Regions from separate parts of the Mus musculus genome. Here region 2 is linked to region 1. Evidence: chromatin loops called from intact Hi-C (ENCODE). Cell type or tissue: gastrocnemius. All regions are shown on one strand. Links, peaks and the distances in the headings refer to the core of each region. The heading gives the core; the rest is flanking DNA.

Region 1 (6,551 bases), core at 1,240-5,239:
CTTCCAGTGCCTCGGGGCTCCCGGACCCAGGACTGTTCTCACTGCCTATTGCTACCCTTTTCTACAGTCACTAACACATCAGCCACTCAGAGCTGAAAGATAACCACCTTTTGGCTGTGCAACTGGACTTTGTGTTTAGAAACATTAAATGTATCAAAAGTCGATATATGTCTTCCTGCACTGTCGGGACATGTCATTTTGTGGTACTTTTTTGTACATTTTTTAAAAAGATGATATAAAAGGTTCTGTTATGACTAAAAAGAGCACTAGCTCATAGCACTGGCCTGGATCCCAGAGTCCTCGTCAACTTTGACTTAATGCTTTGGGAGCACTCACATGATGAGATGGGCCAACACCCACTGCCCAGGTTGGCAGCTTGGTCTGACTCCCTTACCGATTGCCTTGCCCTCAGAAAGATAAATACTGAATATCTCCTTTCATTCATATAAATCAGAATTAAAATTATATGTGTGTAGACATATGTGTGTAGTCGTGAAACTAGAAAAGGGATCATGAAGGGGAGAAAGAGATCTTAAAGAAGAAGGCCAATGGAATTCCTATTAAAGCAGAGGAGGGGACTTTGTGGGAAGCTGTCACCTGGAGAGGGCAGTGATGGAGGGCTGAGTTATAACTAAGCATAATCACTAACACGAATGACACTGCCATAGTGAAGCTTGTCACTTCATATGTTACCTTAAAACAAGTGACTTACCCTGAATTTTCAGTTTAAGGAAAAGACACACATTCTTTTCATTTGCCATCTGTCTTTTATTGTTTCTGTGATCAATGCAAGCTCTTGGCTTCAGTGTTGACATTCCCTCCTTCCTGTTCCAGGAACCAGACATCCCAGCCTCCAACTCAAAAGACACCTGACACAGTTTTTTTTGTTGTTGCTGTTTTTGTTTTTTTTTTGTTTGTTTGTTTTTGTTTTTAATAGGCATGCAAAGATTAAAGTAGTGAAATAAAAAATAAATGGCTCTACTTTGGGCAAAGAAAACCATCTTTATGAAGAAGAAATTTAAATGCTGGATCAAACATTTTAAAACACCTGGCTTCATGGGTGTGTTTTATAGGTGACTAAAACCAGGCAAACTTGGTAGTAGGCAAATTTTTAACGAGTGATGGATTATCGCTGGTATTATTTGAAGTAAAACACATTATGAATTCAGTTTTTGAGATCTACAATGATGTTAACGTGTGTTTTCACTTAAGTGTGGTAAGGTCCGCATACTCCTCCATACCCGGATACATAGCATGGGCCCATCACTTCTGTAGTATTTGTAACTCAGCCTGAAAGTAGGAGTGCTGAGATTCTGAGTCTAATATGCTCAGTGAGCCACTGTTCTCTATCGCTATTTTTCCATCTATTTCTTCCTCACTGAATTCATACTAGAAATACTAATTATTATTATTTTTTTTTAGAACAGGTGGTTATTAAGAATGTTAGGTGTGAAATTCATGCTTCTGGGTGAGATCATGTCAAAAGGCACTGCGGTTGCATGTGACTGCTTCTCCTCTTCCTCTAGGTGTTGTCGGACAGCTTGGAGTAGGGAGCACCAGGAGGAGACAAGCAGGCTCTTCAGGGGCAGAGTTTCTTGCCCGAAGAGGGCAAGCTCAGAGCCTTACTTGAAGGAGGCCCTCACCACCCTGCCCTTGACAGGCTGAGGAGGGCGCCAATTCCCCACCAGAGGCACCGGGGGCTCATTCTCTGCGCTGGAGAAGAGGCTGCGCAGCTTGGCCATCTGCAAGAGGAAGCAGACTGTTAGAAACCACAGGCTTTCTAACTGGCCAGACAAACCACAGCCAGGCTCCAGGGATAGGTCCTGAGTTTGTAAGCCCCAGCTCATAACATAGACCGTTTCTTACATCCAGAATTCCCTGCTCTCAGAATTACACCTTCCACACCAGGGTTCAGCATGAACTTTATATACATAGAGGGGATGGGGATGTATCATATGCCTGAACGTAAGAAAAACTTCAAAAGGCTCCCACAGTGTAATCAAGTCAAGTGTTTATGGAATTACATTTTAAAGGACTAGAAAGAAATTTAAAACGGGGTATATGTTAAACTGTGTACTATTCTTTTTCTTAAGGGATCAGAAAATGAGGAATTCTCATAAAAAATATCATGTCTTGGTAGTTGAGGTGGTTCAGTGTGTAAAGGTGCTATGGCCAAGTCTGACAACCTGAGTTCTACACCCAGAACCCACAAGGCCACAAGCTGCCTTCTGAACATCAGAGGTAGACTGTCAATGTTAAAATATATTATGCTCCACTACTAAATTTTCTTTTAGCTTTCTTCCCCCTTTAAAATTAAAAATTGTCATTCGACCTTTAAAATCTTTATACCAATTAACAAGATTGTTAAAGGTGAATCTTGATTTTCTTTTTCTTTTTTAATGTTGGTTTATTCTTAGGTCCACCCTGGAAGAAACACACAAGCTGCTTTCTTAAGTCAGGCTGGCAAACTGATTTTACTGTGAGACATCCTATTCCAGGCTGTGAGCCCTGTGGGGTTCACTTTAACCATGTTCTCCATGTCCACACCCATTTAGCTTTCCTGGAAGTCGTGTCTTGTAAGTATTGTCAGCACATTCTTTAGATAAATGGAAGTAAGATAGGGGTGAAGGGACAAGTTAGGAACTCTTGGAAGTAGACAGGCTGGGCCTGGGATGAGAACTTTGTACTTGGTTGCCCTTGTGGAGAAATAAGTTTTGTTTCTGAGCCTCAAGCTCTTTTTTTTTGGAAAAAAATCTAGAGAAACGCAACATCCCGCAAAAGGTGTCTTGCTAAGTCATTTCTGCACCTTTCTCCTCCTCAGGCCTGAATTTGCTACCCCATCTCCTAGCCAGTCTTCACTCATACTAATGAAGGAAGTTCATGGGTTCAGGGTCCCACCGGCTCTTAAGGGATTGCGTTGTCCGACTACCCTTAGGAAGCATCCTTGAACCGAACTGAACAAGCTGAGTGTATTTCTACAGGCCGGACTGTGAGACATCTGAGGACCACGCCACCAGTCTAGCTCTCAACATCTATTTCAGCTTTTGCGGTCTGCAGTCCCCAGTTAACACGCAAGTTGGGCTCACCTGGTCTGAGCTCACAGTCATGGGCTCTTTGAGCAGCAGCCACACAATGCACTCCTCGCAGGGCGGCGTGGTGAAGGAGCCGTGATAGGTCCAATAGTCCCGGCAAGCAGGGAACAGGCATGATGGGTCAAAGTGTGTAAAAGGGGCCTCCTTGCCCTGGAAGACACCAAGCAGGCTCTCTAAGCTGGCACGTGCGCCAAGCGCCCCCTAGAGGCCTCATCTATTCTTTCAGGAGAAGTGATTTCAATAGCGAAAGGGAAAGCAGACATTTGAATAGGTTCGGGCCCTTCACTAGTCAATCACAGATGAAAAGGAATCTGCTTGGTGTTCAAACTTTATCTGTCATAGTCAGGGCAATATGTTATGCCTTGTTTACACGATGGGTGGGACTGAGAGTCTGCCCTTTCTCCCAGAGGAGACTCAGACTGGAGTAGAATTACTTCTTGGAAGTTTGATGTGACGACTTTCACTTTAGTACATGCCATGCTTAGAATACTTACTTCTAGTATTACACCTAAAAGCAGCTCCCTAGAACAACATCAAAGACAACTAAAATGTGTCTATTAGTTACAAGAGTTTACTGTTAATATTTAAAATATATGGGGCTACCAGGAAAGGACAGTACCAGGATCGAGAGAGTGACTGTGCCTGGCCTGAAGAGCCTCGGCAATCCTGTGCCCACCGTGGTAGGAGAGAGGCAAGCAGACCCTGGGACCTCCACTTTCTTCCTAGGGAAAGTACTGATCTGACAGGCTGACTAACAATTGAAATAACAGCTGTGACAGTGCTCTAAGGTCTCAGCACTAACAAATTTACTTTTGTATGTAACGTAGGGTATCAATCAGACAGTGACAATTGATATTGTCTTAGGTTTGTAGAGGGAAAATGGTTCACCCTTACCTTCGTCTTAATTTTGTCCAGGGCATCAAGAAGAATCTGGAACTCGCCTTTCTCCCGTCCTATCTGTAAGAAAATGACATCAAATGAGATATTTTCCCCTCTGCCATAATTGAAGATCTTCTTAAAACTGATTTGACCCATCCACATGTAATCAGTATTTATGTCTTCCATATTCTCAGGTTAAGCCAAATATAAGTTTATTTACCCTGAAAGATTGTAGAGTATATATTTTCTGATCTAAATTTGGATTTCAGCTCTCTGAAGTGCAAAACCACAAAATTACATGTTGTTCCTTGGCCCTCTGCAAAGTCATCCCATTCTTTAAAAGAGTAAAAGCCAGAGCACACTTGGTATCCACAGCCACACCCACACCCACTGTCTTTTTTTCTCACAGTCAGTGAATTCAGAACCTAGAACAAACTAGGTCACTTGGAATGAAAAAAGTCGGATTTTCACTGCAGGCTTAAAATTCAGATTGGGTTACCATGAAGTTCACGTGTTAATGACACTAAATCCACTTTAAACCAAGGTTGGCTGAACAACACACACATTGCTTCTGCCACCCTAGTCTGAGATCCTGTGGGTGGCGGCCTCCCTAAGCCAAGGAGAGGTCTAGCCAGGCGCCTGGCATCACAGACATTCCCAGCACTGGCTTTCTGGTTTCCACTGTGATGGAAATAGAGTATTGGAGAAGGAAAATGAACACCGTCAGCCTTTGCTCTTGCCTTTGGAAGCTTTGCGTCTCCACCCTCACACATGCCTCAAACAAAAGAAAGGATGGAACACGTGGTCTCCTAAACATTAGAAAGGGACTACATCCTGAACAAGAAAAAATGAGTGTCAGTATCTACTTCACCTTCAGGAAAATGCCAACCACAGCGATGCCATCAGGCTGCTTCAGAGCCTCTCCAAAGGTGTTATACTTTGGATTCCAGTGAACCAGGTGAAGCTGCAACCACCAAACACAGGTTGTGAGATAAATCCTTTGATATGGAAATGGGCACTATTATCCACAAGAGACCCAAAGGTGTGCAGTCTCACGGTTGTTACTGAACATCTTCATGGAAGTTGGTGAAATTCTAAATATTAATAAGCAATACTTGGTGACATTTCAATAGTTCAGATAAAAATTGTATGGAAGCTCCTGTCCCTGCTTAGACAGAGCTCCAGTGTCTGGCTTATCTTAATTTAGGATGTGAGCACAGCTTTAACAATCAAGTTGTCCATAGTGAGTTACTTAAAATAGCAAGAAATAGTTCATAGCTGCTAAAATGTTATATTCAAGTTCAAAAAATGTGTGATAATTCCAGACACAAACATCGCACTCAAAGCCTTTTCTACATTTGAAAAAAATTAGCCTGGACTTTCTCTAGTGGTGGAGGAAAACTCTAGCAGAAAGATGTTCCTAATACTCTATTGCTTTCTTCTCTCTAGATTGGCTGTAGAGGAATGGCTATACCCTTCTAAATGTGCATGGCCAGGCCTGGTCAGCACTTGGAGTTTCTTTGAGTTTACTTAGCCACCAGCTAAGTGGCCAGGGATGCCCGAGGGATCAGATACAGTGTGTTGCCACAGCCACATTTCTGTCCCACCCCAATGCTAATCACCATCTGCCTTGGAAAAGACCAAAGCAGAAAAAAAGAAATTTTGTTCACTTCTTGTCAATGCTATATAGACCTGGCTTCCTAATGAAAACAGAGGAGACCTATCTTATTCCATTTGCAAATCATTGCCTTAAATGAGATGCATACGTGTATAAGCATACTTCCTTAAGCAAGCAGAAAGGAGGTTTGTAATTACAGGAAGCTGTTTTTGAAGCACTGCATATACTCATAAGAGTGGTATCTGAAGCTAGTTTGTACAAAGAACCCCAGGCCCAGCCACTGTGCCTCTGTTATGTAACCCTCAAGGGTGTCAGCTGCCAATTTGTAACATTGTACATAAGGTTGTAGCGGGAATCAAAGGAGCTAATGCGTACTGGTGCTTCACATGAATTTGCTTCCTTATTGCCAATTTGTAACATTGTACATAATTTGTAACATTGTAACAATAATTTGTAACAATTTGTAACATTGTACATAAGGTTGTAGCGGGGATCAAAGGAGCTAATGCCTATGGGTGCTTCACATGAATTTGCTTCCTTATTGTTCTGGTTCTATTCAAGTCTATGGTCCATTTCTCAGTGTAACCTGGGGAATACTCCCGGAGGATGCTAACCCACTTGCCCACTTCTCTCTGACCTAGCATATTTGATGGCTTCACTATATGTTAAAGCTAAAACATCTTCAGTGAGAGGCTGAAGCAGAAAGGTTTGTGTTCCTAACTTTCCCATGGTGACTGTTAGAGACCTAGAGTGAATGGGGCAGGTCCTCCTACCTCAGCAGCGTATTTTACTCCGTCCACGGTGTGCTCAGAGCCGTGGTCATCAGAGGAGCCCCAGTGAAGATGGAATTGGCGAAGTCGGTAGGGTCCAGAGAGAGGACCACCCCTCAGCACTGCGAGTAAAACAACAAGGTCAACTGGTGGATTCAGTTTGCCTCTGCAGAGCTCTGTCTGAAACAAGCA
Region 2 (6,551 bases), core at 1,453-5,452, 190 kb after region 1:
TGCCTCTGAAGGCCCATGCCGATGCATCTCTTCTCCCTGAGGGACCAGCCACACAAAGGTATTGTATAGAACAGTTTATTCAGGGCATGGGGAGGGGAGTTAAGAGGGTAGTAGAGACAGAGAATGTAGAGAAATAGAAGAGTAGAGGCCAGCCATGAGCACGTGTGGTTGGGGGGTATAGGGAGGAGGGGGAGAGAATGAGGGTGGGGGAAGGGCTAGAGAACAGAGCAAGAAAGCAAGAGCCAGGTAACTGTGGGGTGGAGCTTAGACAAAATGCTAGCAGGTATCGTATGCAAACTAAAGAGACAGGATGATACTTAGCCAATGGACCATCTCTTTACTTTTTCTTAACAGTTTCTCCTTTACATTAAATTGTGAAAATGCAGAGAGTGCAGCTCCTGATCAGAGCCCTCCCAATCAGATGCATTCACTGCAAACAACAAGGCAGACAGGCCTTCTCCTGGGGCCCTATCCCTCTCTTAATACTTGCTAAAAGGCAGTTATGCCCCCTCTAACACCTCTAATGTGATTCTCAAAGGCTCCATTCCTCCTGAATGTACACTGCATTTCTGTTGTAGCCACGTGCTCTAGTCACATTCAAATTAGATATGGGATTTAAATAAAACTTGAAATATATGTAAAGTTATATGCAAGTTTATAAAACTATATGTAAACTTAAAATTTGATGAGAAGGGGAAAATGCTTATTTCTATGTCACCTGACATAAATACAGTATGAGCAGTAGGGCGATCCATTTTGACCTGTTTTTATTTCTCCGGTTCCTAGTTCTGCAGATACCCTCCTGCCATCTCCCCTTTCTGCTCTGACTTTTGAGGCAGAGTCCCTTGTTTCCTATCTCCACTAGAAGCAGAGGCTTCTTAAATACAGTATCTCCTTTACTATCAACTTCAATGAGTCAAATCAGTAAACCATGCTGGCCCAACTGCTATCTAAATGTCTTGATTAAAGCCTTGAAGATTTTATAGCACTGATGTACTGTTAATTTGTCTCTCAAGGCATGCTCTCATACTTACAGTCTTAAGAGATTAATATCTGACCCACCTACCTTCTCAGGATGGTACGATCTGTTGACAATGTCAGTAGTGTCACCTAGTGTCAGAATCTAACAGGAATCAGGCCCCAGGTTCTTGCATCTCCTTGATTGGCAGCATGCGCACAGGTCATGTTTATTAGGTCATGTTTATTAGGCATCTCAAGCACTGTGGTAATCATATGAAATATAAAGCAATACAATGTGGCAGGAGTAAGGGAATACCTGGCAGAATCATGCTGAGATGTCCCCCTAAGGAATCATGACATGTGACAGACCTGTCATAAAGAAGAATTATTGTGAGGGAGGGAACAGAGACCTGAAATAGAGGTAGACAGAGAAGGACAGGAAGAGAGAGGAAGAGAGACCAGCCAGGAGCCTGTAGGAACACAGAGTGAGAGTGAAGAAGGAGATGGAGAAGAGGAGGAAGAGAAGAGGAGAGGAGAGGAGGAGTGGGAAAAGGAGGAGTGTGGGGAGGAGGAGAAAGAGGAGAGGCTGGGGTAACAGTCCTCTATGGGCTGCTGCACCTAGCTTACACATGGCTGTGTTTAATGATGTTGGGCAGAGCTAGCAGAATTGTCTATAAGTCAACTGTGATTACTTTAAGAGCAATGCCTTCTGAGCTGAAGGGGTTTGCAACCCCACAGGAAGAACAATATCAACCAACCAGAGCTCCCAGAGCCACCATCCGAAGAGTACTCATGGATGGACCCATGACTCCAGCTGCATATGTATCAGAGGATGGACATCAATTGGAGGAGAGACCCTTGGTCCCGTGAAGGCTCGATACATCTATGTAGGGGAATGTGAGGGCGGAGAAGCGGAAGTGGGGGAGGCATACCCTCATAGAAGCAGAAGGAGGGGGAATGGGATAGGGAGGGTTTTTTTTTTTCCTGTGGGGGGGAATCAGGAAAGGAGATAACATTTGAAATGTACATAATTTAAAAATCCAATTTAAAAAAAAAGAACAATGCCTTCTGCAAGATGATATTCCACTTTTATGACTAGAGAGTGAGAGCCGATGATGGTAAGAAACGTGGTGGCATTCGCCAGCTATTTTACCTTACTCATCACCCTTCTGTCATGGCCACTACTGTTAACCTCAACTTTAAAAGTACTCAGTCAGATGGAGCTCAGTGGTTAAGAGCATTGTCTGCTTTCCCAGAGGTTTTGGTTCCGTCCCCAGCACTCACATGGTGGCTCCTCGCAACCTTCTGTAACTCCTTTTACAACACCCTCTTCTGCTTTCCGAGGGCACCAGGCACACAAGTGGTACACAGACATACATGCAGGCAAAATACCCCTACACATTGTCGTCGTCGACGTCATCGTCGTCGTTGACGTCGTCGTCATCGTCATCATCATAAGTAAATACATTTAAAAAGAGGTTTTCAGATATTCCATCAATAGTGCTCATAGGCTGGCTTGGATATCTCGGTTATGGCTGAGTTAACCGAGGCCCTCAAAACACAAGAAAGACATTTATTTGAAAAAAACGGAGTTCCTGGGCCTCTGAGCTTCAAAATTATAACCAAAGTCCCAGAAATTTTGTATGTCTGTTTTCTTTAATTCCAAAAATGTCTTTTAAGGAGTAGAACTGTGTGGGTGGGTGGGTGGGTGGGTGGGTGGTTATGTGAATGGGACACGAGGGGAACCGTGAAGCTGAACCAGATAGCAGACTACTTGGAGCTCCGACCACAAGGTCTTCCTCTTTAGCAGCAGAAAAGCGGAGCTGGGCTTGGCGATGGGCTGTGGAAAAGAAGCCTGTAATAAATGAGCCTTTGGCATTCACCTGCGTAATTGCTTTCAGGCCCTCGGTTAACCCAGTACTCACGCATAGGGTTCTATTTGCCGAAAACTTGGGAAAGAATTATGTAGAGGGGTGCAGGTGAAGCCCCTCTCCTAGCATTGATAGCAGGACTTAAATCCAGCGGTTTGCACCTGAGACCACTCCCCTTATGAAACTCTCCCCCATCCCCCACTCCCACCCCAGGGGAGGCCGCGCAGGCTGTTTACTGTTAATGAACTTTCCCCCAACCTCTCTCCTCCCTGGCAGCTGCAGAAGCAGGGTCCCGCGGGATCTGTGTGGCACCCAGAGGAGTGTGTGGTACCAGAACAGGTGGCAGGCTGCTGCTCCCTGAGGAGGATGGCCAGGAGATACACATGGAGGCAAGGGGAGGAGGGAGACAGATGAGAGCAAAGAAACTACAAGACACTAAGTGTGCTTGAGTTACTAATAAGCATCAATGAAACAGTCCCTGCGGGTCTTAGCAATAAAGAGGAAATGCTGTCTGGAAGGAGCTGGGAATCTGCGCTGACCAGAGTGAGCAAAGTGGTGGTTTTAAGCTGCCCTCTCTACTTTTCCACATACTTACCTGGTCTGCATCCTCAGAGAGTATCAGTTTTATACGCCAGCAGTGCCACCTCCTGGTTACAAAGAGGATGAAACATGGAGGTTTTTAGAAGAACTTCCCTGGATTTTCTTTTCCCCTGTTAACGTTTCCTTACCCGCTGCTAGGCTAGAATCACTTTTCCTTCGCGTTCTCATTTTCTGCAAGAGTTACTTTCGCGCCCGCTCACACTCTCCTGGGGTCTCTTCTGGAACATGTCTCTCACCACAATGCTGTTTTAACAGGTATGGTGTGAGGAACTAAATGTGTTCCTTATGTTATCAAAATGGCCACAGCAGTTCAAAGTATGAAACAACACTGAAAGAGTTTGTAAACTTATGTATTTTACATGTCCATGTCCACTCATGCAATAACACCCCAAAGCTGTAGTGTCTTTTGAGGGGTGGTTGAAGAAAGCTTTGCACATAATGTATTAGTAAAGCTAGCTTAAACAAACAAACAAATAGTGAGTTGCACACTGTGGCAGTCCCAGCACTCAGCTGGTAGAGGTAAGGAGAATCATTGAAGAGTTCAATGCCAACCTACTCTACACAACAAGCTCCGAACAAACAAGAAGGCACATTTTTCAGTCTATGCATAGTCATCTATAGAAGCATAAAACTAACAGAAATTCAATTACACTGCAATCCATATACTCTTTCTAATGTCCATGAAAAACTACTTGCGAAATAATCATCTGTTGGTATTTACCATGTTCTGTCATGCTAGAACACTATTTAACAAAATAAAACTACTGTCCTTAAGAGAGACAAAGAAAAGAGGGAGGGGGGAGAAGGGGAAGAGAGGCGTGGAGACTGGGAGAGGTGGGAGGAGGGAGGCAGAAATACTTGAATTATGCTGTTAATTTTACTGTACTGTGAAAAAAGTAAGAAACTGGGGTAAGAAAAACAAAAAGAAACAAACAGGAACACATCTTCAGGAGCAGGGTTCCAGAAAGTCAGTTTGAGGAAGCAACATTAAAAAGAATGAGAAAACGACCCAGATGAATTGTGTGGAGAAAAATACTCCAAGGGAATATGAAAAAGAATGTTCTAAAAGCAAGATGTGTTGATGAGTCAGCACAGAGGGTGGGGTTTGGGGAAGGGAGTGGGTAGAACAGCAGTGCTCAAATCATGAGGAATTCCCTAGGACACATCTAGACTTTCTGGGTCAGGGAATCTGAGTGGTGCTCCTCAGTGTGAAGACCTTTGACCTGCTGGGTAACAATCCCACCGGCTGCTATACATTAAGTGTACAGCAGCGATGGGGCAGGACCAGCTGTGCAGATGTTAAGGCAGCTTGCTAAGGACATCTATATAGTTTTGACAGAAAATGGGCAGAAGACTGTGAGACCTGAGTAGCTAATGCCACCCTTGTTGAGGAGAGTTTGCAGGGAGAGCCACCATTTCCAGAGAGGATCTGGGTAGGGGGATGGGCAGTGAGTACCACTGAGAAATCTGTCTAGACACATTATCAAAGATCCCTGGGAGCCATCCACAGGTAAATGGACATGAGCCCAAACTTCAAGAAAAAGAGATTTAAAAATAAATAAAATGGTGTCATCTACTTTTAAAAAAATGGAACATACGCAATTTTAGCATATTGAAATCGCTATCTCCAAGATTTTTTTCCCTTAGGAAGAATTAAATGAAGCATATCCTCTTAATGTTTCAATCTCTCTGAATTTTACCAAGGGAACTTTTCTGGCAGTGTACATGACAAGGAGCAGTTTGTTCAGGTGGGCATGTGGCATACGGTGGGTGAACCAGCCTGACTCCATCTTAATATCAGTAGCCATCTTGTTGTTACAAGGTCAAAATAAGTTCGCTTTTATTTTCCATAAAATTTTAATTTCTATGTCTCAGCATTTGACTAGATCATAACTTGAACCTTTCTGGAATTCAACTTAAATCCACACCTGCCTGAGAATTGACCTACACCCACCCTGAGAAGATAAAGTGTTCTGCCAAATAATTTTGAGATGTTCTGCCAAGATCCTATGTAAGTATAATTCCTCTGAAAAATCTTCCAACCGTTGGAACCCCTAGTTAGCAGGGGTTTTTTTGAGATATATAAACCACTCTTTCTTCCATGTTCGATATTTTTTTCAAACCCCACTTTAGGAAGAGAGTCCTCCTACCTGACAGAAAATAAAGCTTGTTGAATTCGTCTAAAATGTTTGGGTAATGGTCTTCATTACGCGTCATTCAGTAAGATAAACACATGAAGTGGATCTTCACAGTGAAGAAGAGATGTGCTTCCTTTCCCTCACCACTGGTAGGGTAGCTGCACGAAAAAGAAACGCCCACGGCTCACATCTCATATTCTGTGGCTAGTCAGCAAACAGTTCTATCTATACGTTCTGCATAATGACAACGCATTGTCAGGGCCTCTCATTATGAGGAAGGAGCCCACATAGTTTGATTTCTGCCAAGAACATTAAAAGCATCTACCTTGTACCAAATAGAAGGGCAATCTAATGGGGTGGGGGTGGAGAAGAAAGCTGGGCCTCAGGATGCCCGAGTGACAACCTACATAGTCCCAGGCTGTAACTACTCTGGCTGGTGATTTTCTAAGTGGGGGCTTCTCCTCTCTATTCTGCCTGACTGAGAACGGAGTGCACCCACCTGAATCAGACGCATGATTTCCTAGAAGAAAACTTTCATTGAAACAGAAGAGGAAACTGATGAATCTGCCTGCATTGAGACTTTTTATTAACTCTTTATTCCCTCTGTGATGGCTATTCTTAGTTGTCAACTTGATTACATCTAGAATGAACTGGAATCCAGAAATCCAGACAGCACACCAGTGAGGTTGTTTTGTTGTTGTTTTCTTTTGTTTTAGCTTGGTTTGAAGTGGGTGGATTGACATTTAGTCCAGAACTTTGAGGCAGCAGTATATATACCTTTAATCTGGATCTTGAAGCAGGAAGATACACCTGTAGTCTGGGCCACACCTTCTGCTGGAAACCCATATAAGGATGTGGAAGATGGAAACTTTTGCTCTGTGCCAGCTTGCTCTCACCTTGGTAGCAAACCCTTTCTCTCACTGGCATTACAGCCCAACTCCTTCAGAATTCCAGTGTCTGCTTAAAACTATCTGAAACATCC

What was found. Hi-C counts contacts between places; a loop is a spot of excess contacts. Peaks named below come from ENCODE experiments on the same cell type or tissue, not always from the same donor. Only the 100,000 strongest peaks of a DNase experiment are listed, where the experiment ranks them.
Region 2: it touches region 1 in a loop (7-fold over the local background); 22 of 42 quality-filtered maps call a loop at or near these places.

Annotation. Positions count from the first base shown.
Region 1 is chr3:14,866,733-14,873,283 of GRCm38, reverse strand. Car3 (carbonic anhydrase 3) reads right to left here. Exons shown (of 7, transcript NM_007606.3): 3 at 6,363-6,481; 4 at 4,843-4,935; 5 at 3,987-4,049; 6 at 3,087-3,242; 7 at 903-1,742. The coding sequence ends at 1,623. Among named protein-coding and RNA genes, the nearest start is that of Gm41999, 5.9 kb to the right of the region's middle. In gastrocnemius, for the core only: CTCF peaks have their summits at 1,660, 3,295 (motif pointing left) and 4,553; DNase peaks (open chromatin) are centred at 1,698 and 3,286; H3K4me3 peaks cover 1,943 bases; H3K27ac peaks cover 2,871 bases.
Region 2 is chr3:14,676,310-14,682,860 of GRCm38, reverse strand. No RefSeq gene overlaps it. Among named protein-coding and RNA genes, the nearest start is that of Car13, 38 kb to the right of the region's middle. In gastrocnemius, for the core only: a CTCF peak has its summit at 3,483 (motif pointing left); DNase peaks (open chromatin) are centred at 3,159 and 3,434.